Regions from separate parts of the Homo sapiens genome. Here region 2 is linked to region 1. A link is an interaction called in ENCODE POLR2A ChIA-PET data of the cell type or tissue named here. Cell type or tissue: GM12878. All regions are shown on one strand. Links, peaks and the distances in the headings refer to the core of each region. The heading gives the core; the rest is flanking DNA. Region 1 has its middle 15 kb from the start of WHRN. Region 2 overlaps AKNA (AT-hook transcription factor).

The links. Peaks named below come from ENCODE experiments on the same cell type or tissue, not always from the same donor. Only the 100,000 strongest peaks of a DNase experiment are listed, where the experiment ranks them.
Region 2: POLR2A ChIA-PET joins it to region 1 with 6 read pairs; 4 of 35 experiments call an interaction of 5 or more read pairs at or near these places.

What each region holds. Positions count from the first base shown.
Region 1 is chr9:114,519,417-114,522,330 of GRCh38, reverse strand. No RefSeq gene overlaps it. Among named protein-coding and RNA genes, the nearest start is that of WHRN, 15 kb to the right of the region's middle. In GM12878, for the core only: no CTCF peak of the experiment used is centred there; no DNase peak of the experiment used is centred there.
Region 2 is chr9:114,381,557-114,384,470 of GRCh38, reverse strand. All of the region lies in intron 1 of AKNA (AT-hook transcription factor), which reads left to right. Among named protein-coding and RNA genes, the nearest start is that of AKNA, 5.0 kb to the left of the region's middle. RefSeq lists enhancers at 949-1,764, 1,899-2,880. In GM12878, for the core only: a CTCF peak has its summit at 1,275; a DNase peak (open chromatin) is centred at 1,330; H3K4me3 peaks cover 1,647 bases; H3K27ac peaks cover 2,365 bases.

The sequences.
Region 1 (2,914 bases), core at 325-2,824:
TTATTCCCTTCATTCCCCCAAATCTAGGGGTGGCCTTTGCTTAGGATTGGTCTTTCCTTCCTGCAGTTAACTCTTAGTGTTCCCTCACTGTTCTCTGTTGACTTTTCATTCCTCTAGTGCTCATGAAAACAATTTCCTATATTAAATTCTCTCTGTTAAAGTCACAGTATAGTTTCTGTTTTCCTGATGCTAATGTCCCAGATGGGAGCTCCAATAGGAGCCTGGGTCTTGGAGTAATGGTGCAGGGCAGGGTCTTAGCCAACCTGCAGTGAACATGTGGTCTGAGTGAGAAATAAATATTTGTGCTGTGACTCACCAAGATTTCTGGGGTCATTTTTTTAATGTGGCATAATCTAGCCTATTTTGATTAATACAGAAGTCACAAATGTCACATTCCCCAGCTGGGGCCATAAGAAGAGGATTCTCTCCCCATGCCAGTAGGCAGAGAGCAGCACCCAAGGCAAGCTATACTCTGACAATTTAAAAATACTCCAAAGTCTGGACACATTTTGCTGTGTTTGAGATTGAGTAAAAGAGGAAAAGAGCCTAGGGTTTAGTTGTGAATATTTTTATTTTGTAAAGAGTTCTTAAAAGTAAATAAAGACAAAGATTATTGTAGAAAAATGAACAAAGGTATATATGGAAAAATGCTTAATCTTTTCAGGAATCAAAAAACATTTTTTTAAAGAGTCAAGGTCTCGCTACGTTACCAGGCTGGCCTCAAAGTCCTGGGCTCAAATGATCCTCCCACCTCAGCCTCCTGAGTAGCTGGGACAGAAAACAAATGTTAAAGTCATGCATTACCAATATTATGGATTGAATTGCGTCTTCCTCTGCCAAAAAAAGAGAAAAAGGTATGTTGACATCCGAACCCCCAGTATCTTATTAGAATGTAACCTTATTTGGAAATATGGAAATAAGGTCATTGCAGATGCAGTTAGTTAAGATGAGGTCCTACTGGAGTAGAACTGGCCCCTAATCCAACAAAATGGGTTTCGTGTTTTTTATTTTTTGTTGATTTTTGTTTTTTTGTTTTTGAGAAGGAGTTTCACTCTCATCACCCAGGCTGGAGGGCAGTGGCTTGATCTTGGCTCACTGCAACCTCTGCCTCCCGGGTTCAAGCGATTCTCCTGCCTCAGCCTCCCAAGTAGCTGGGATTATAGGTATGTGCCACCACACCCAGCTAATTTTTGTATTTTTAGTAGAGACAGAGTTTCTCCATGTACGCCAGGCTGGGCTTGAACTCCTGACCTTGGGTGATCTGCCTGCCTCTGCCTCCCGAAGTGCTGGGATTACAGGCATGAGCCACCGTGCCTGGCCAATGGGTGTCTAATAAGAAGCTGGCCATGTGAAGACAGAGACACTCAGGGAGAAAGCCGAATGTCAATGAAGGCAGAGATTGGAGCAATGCAGCTGCAAGCCAAGGCACACGAAAGATTGCCAGCAAGCCACCAGAAGCTAGGAAGACACCTGAAGCCAGAAGGACACCAAGAATGATTTCCCTGCAGGTTTCAGAGGCAGGATGGCCCTGCTGATACCTTGAGTTTAGAATTCTAGCCTCCAGAACTGTGAATACATTTTCTGTTCTTTTCAGCACACAGTTTGTGATACTTTGTTACAGTAGCCCAAGGAAACACATACAACCAATTTTTTTGCTTTTCAAATTGGAAAAGAATAAAAAGAATAAGTTCCCCAGGGCTTAGCAGAATGTTCACAAGGAGTGGGTAATAGGCATTCTTACATACTCCTGATGGGAGACGCTACCTATGAAGTCTTTTTGATAGGTGCTGGCAAAAAGTATCAATAATAGCCTCTAGAAAAGAATATACTTTTGGCCAGCTACTATGTCTCTATGAATTTATCTGAAGAGTTAAGAAGACAAAAGATTGTTTATTATAGCTATGCTGACAATAAGAGAAAGTTAAAATATTGAAGTGTCTGATAACAGAGGATTGCTTAAAGAAATCATGGTAAATTCTAAATGGTCATTAAGAATGACGTAGATTTATTTGCATTGCCATAGAAAAAGACTGACCACATATTGTTGGTATGATAGAGAAATTCAAATTATATATAATATCTATATAATGATGATTCCATTTTTGTAGGGAAAGATGTATATATTTACATACCTACGTATATTAAAAAAAAAAAGTCCCCAGGGTTTGATAAAGTACTTAGCAATTGGTAGACACCCAATAAACCTTTACTGAATGTATATAGGAAAAATGAATTTTTCTTTATACTCACAGTTAACACTTCTGTGGCCCCAGATATGTGAGTTTTTTTCCCACACAGACGGATTCTCCAACACCAGCTGGGTGTCGTACGATACAATTAAATTCTGACACTATCTACCTGGAGTTAACACAAGCCCCACAAGTTAAGGGTGCAGTCTTACAAGACTGCCACCCACTTCAGACACCAATCACAAGTCCACGCCATCACCTGCGCTTCTGACCAACCAGCTGTATATCGGAGGTTCCTACAACCTCCTTCTTAGTTTTGATCTTTGCCAGGGCAGCTCACAGAACTCAGGGAAACATGTATTTATGCTTACCAGTTTATTATACTGGATGGTACAAAGGATATAGACAAATAGTGGAGGAAGAGGTACGCAAGTCAAGGTATGTGGGAAAGGGGTGCAGAGCTTCCACGTCTTCTGTGGGCTTGACACCCTTTGAGAACCTTCCTGTGTTCAGCAACCTAGAAGCTTTCTGGACCCCATAGTTCAGGGATTTTTTGGAGTTTTATCACATGGTAGATTATTAATTCAGTCTCCAGCTCCTCTTCCCTTCCTGGGGGATACGGGTAGGCAGTGTGAGGCTGAAAGTTCTGAGCTTCTAATCACGGTTTCATGTTTCTGGCGACCACCTCCATTCAGGAACCCACTAAGAGCTGCCTCATTAGAACA
Region 2 (2,914 bases), core at 191-2,690, 140 kb after region 1:
TGTGTGGTTCAAACTGTCATTAAGGGTCACCTGTATATATTTTCTTTTTCCTTTTTATTTTTAGTAGAGACAGGCTTTTGCCACGTTGCCCAAGCTGGTCTCAAACTCCTGAGCTCAAGTGATCTGCCCACCTCGGCCTCCCAAAGTGCTGGGATTGCAGGTGTGAGCCGCTGTACCTGGCCCATTTTCGATTGCATCTTTTTAGAAGATCACTTTTGAAAATACTCTTTCCAATACATGTAATATATTAGCGTGATGTGTTCGAGCAAATATATTTTTACTGATGGATTGTGTGATTAAAAAAATATTGGGGTACCACTAGGCCAGAATTGACAGTTGCAAATCTTGCTGTGGCAGGAAGTAGCTGGGTGATCTTAGCCAAATTCTACCCTCATGTTTGTAGGAGGGCAGATTGAGAATTTAAAAGTAAAGCTTCAACCCAGGCTGGCGCCGAGTGGGCTCTTCACATGTGGTAGGGACTGTGGGGCTGGAGGACAATACACAGGGTGATCTGGAGGAAATTGTAGGGCTCTGCATTTGGGGGTAGAGAGGAAGACTGGGCGGGGACAGAGGATAGAAGCCCCGAACACCCATCCACAGAGCAGGAGTCGCAGCCAAGGAGGGAAGAATGGTATTCCCTGCACCTCCCTCCTCCAGCCCTTGAGAAGTCAGCCTTTCCCGGGCTGCACTGTTCCCTGGGGAACTTTGTGTCCAAAAATAGTTGCCTGCTGACTTTTCTCAGCCACACAAATCAAGCAGGATCCAAGTGTTCATGAGGATAAAGGGACAAACACAGACCTTCTGTCCTGGGAGGCCTGGAGTCATACTGCCTTCAACACAGCATGCAGGGGAGAAAGCCCAGACTGTGGGCCAGGAGGCTGACTTTCACCCCTGCCTTGTCCTGACCCCTGTGTGGCTTTAGGCAAGGCCTCTCCCCTCTCTGGATCCCAGTTTCCCCATCTGTGGAAGAAGGCCTTTGTGTGAGCTGCTCTGGGGGCCGCTGCACTGATGGGCTGCAGTTCTCTGAACCCTCCATGGCAGGGAGCTCCCTGGGGGACCGTGCCCACTCTGGGTCAGCTTTGCACTTCCTGGGCCTGGCTCAGTGCTGGCATAGAGGAAGCGCTTAGGGAAATAGCAGGAGCGTCAGAAGGAAGAGGCAAAAGGAGATGAGAGGGAGAAGGAAAGAGGGAAAGAAGGAGAGGGTTGAGGGAAGGCAGCGGAGGAGCCCTTCTCTGGCTACCCTGTTCCTGCAGCAGCCGCCTGACGGGTCCCCCGTGTGGCCAGCCTCCCTGGTTCATTCTCCCAGAGCAGCCCAAGGGGAACTTTTAAACCACACCTCTGATGGGCTTTCCCTGTGTTCAATACCCCAGCCATCGGCGGCGAAACCACTCCCAGGTCCAGGAAAGCCCCTGGTAGGCTTGCTCCCCGCCCCCAGCTCGCCTCACTCCTCACTCGGAAGGCGTTTTCTTTAAATTGAGGTGAAATTCACATAACATAAAACTAACCATTTTTAGGTAAACAGTTCAGTGACATTTAGTATATTCACAGTGTTGTGTAACTGCCACCTCCATCTAGTTGCAAAACATTTTCATCACTTCAGAAGGAAATCCCATACCCAGCAAGCATTTAGTGCCCGCTCTCCTCTCCCCCAGCCCCTGGCAAATACCAGCCTGCTTTCACTCTCCAAGGAGTTACCTTGCCTGGATATTTCCTATCCATAGAATCACACTATATGTGACCTTTGTCGCATCTTTCACTTAGCATAATGTTTTTGAGGTTCATCTATACTGTAGCATGTGTTGGGACTTCATGCCTTTTCATTTGAGCACCTGTTTTTCAATTATGTTGGGTACAGGAATGCTACCTTTTTTTTTTTTTTTTTCCTTTTGAGACAGGGTCTCACTTTGTTGCCCAGGCTGGAGTGCAGTGGCGCTGTCATGGCTCACTGCAGCTTCGACCTCCCGGGCTTAAGTGATCCTCCCACCTCGACCTCTGGAGTAGCTGGGACTGCAGGTGTGCACAATTACACCTGGCTAATTTTTCGTAGAGACAAGGTTTTACCATGTTGCCCAGGCTGGTCTCGAACTCCTAGACTCAAGTGATCCACTCGCCTCAGCCTCCCAAAGTGCTGGGATTATAGGCGTGAGCTCTCCTACCTGGCCTGGAATGCTTTTTTCATCATCCTCCCCCACCTCTCAATCTGAATTCTTACCCCAGTGAGGTCAGAGAGGATTCTTGGAGGAACCGGCTTCTAAACTGGGATCACCAGACTTCCCTGGCCTGTGTCAGGGCAGCCCCCGTGCCTCCTCCAGCACATCTCACCTGGATTTGTAGTTGCCTGGTGATCGTCTGCTTCCTCCTGGGCCATCAGTTCTCCCATGAGCAGGGCCTGTGCCCCATGCCCACACGAAGAGCCAGTACGCAGTAACACTAGCTAGCATGCATTCAACACCTGTTCGTTGGTGCACTGGCCACTGGGCTCCTCATCCTGTGTCTCATCTAGTTTATAAAACCCTGGAGGGGGCCGGGCATGGTGGCTCACACCTGTAATCCCAGCACTTTGGGAGGCCAAGGCGGGTGGATCACAAGGTCAGGAGTTCGAGACCAGCCTCGCCAATACAGTGAAACTAAAAAATACAAAAATTAGCCGGGTGTGGTGGCGTGCACCTGTAGTCCCAGCTACTCAGGAGGCTGAGGCAGGAGAATTGCTTGAACCTGGGAGACGGAGGTTGCAGTGAGCCGAGATTGTGCCACTGCACTCCAGCCTGGGCAACAGAGTGAGACTGTGTCTCAAAAAAAAAAAAAAAAAAAAAAACCCTGGAGAGAGAGAGGAATTATTATCCCAGCTTTATTGATGAAGAAAATGAAGGCAGAGTGACTTGCCCAAGGTGACACAGCTTCGGGAGGACACAAC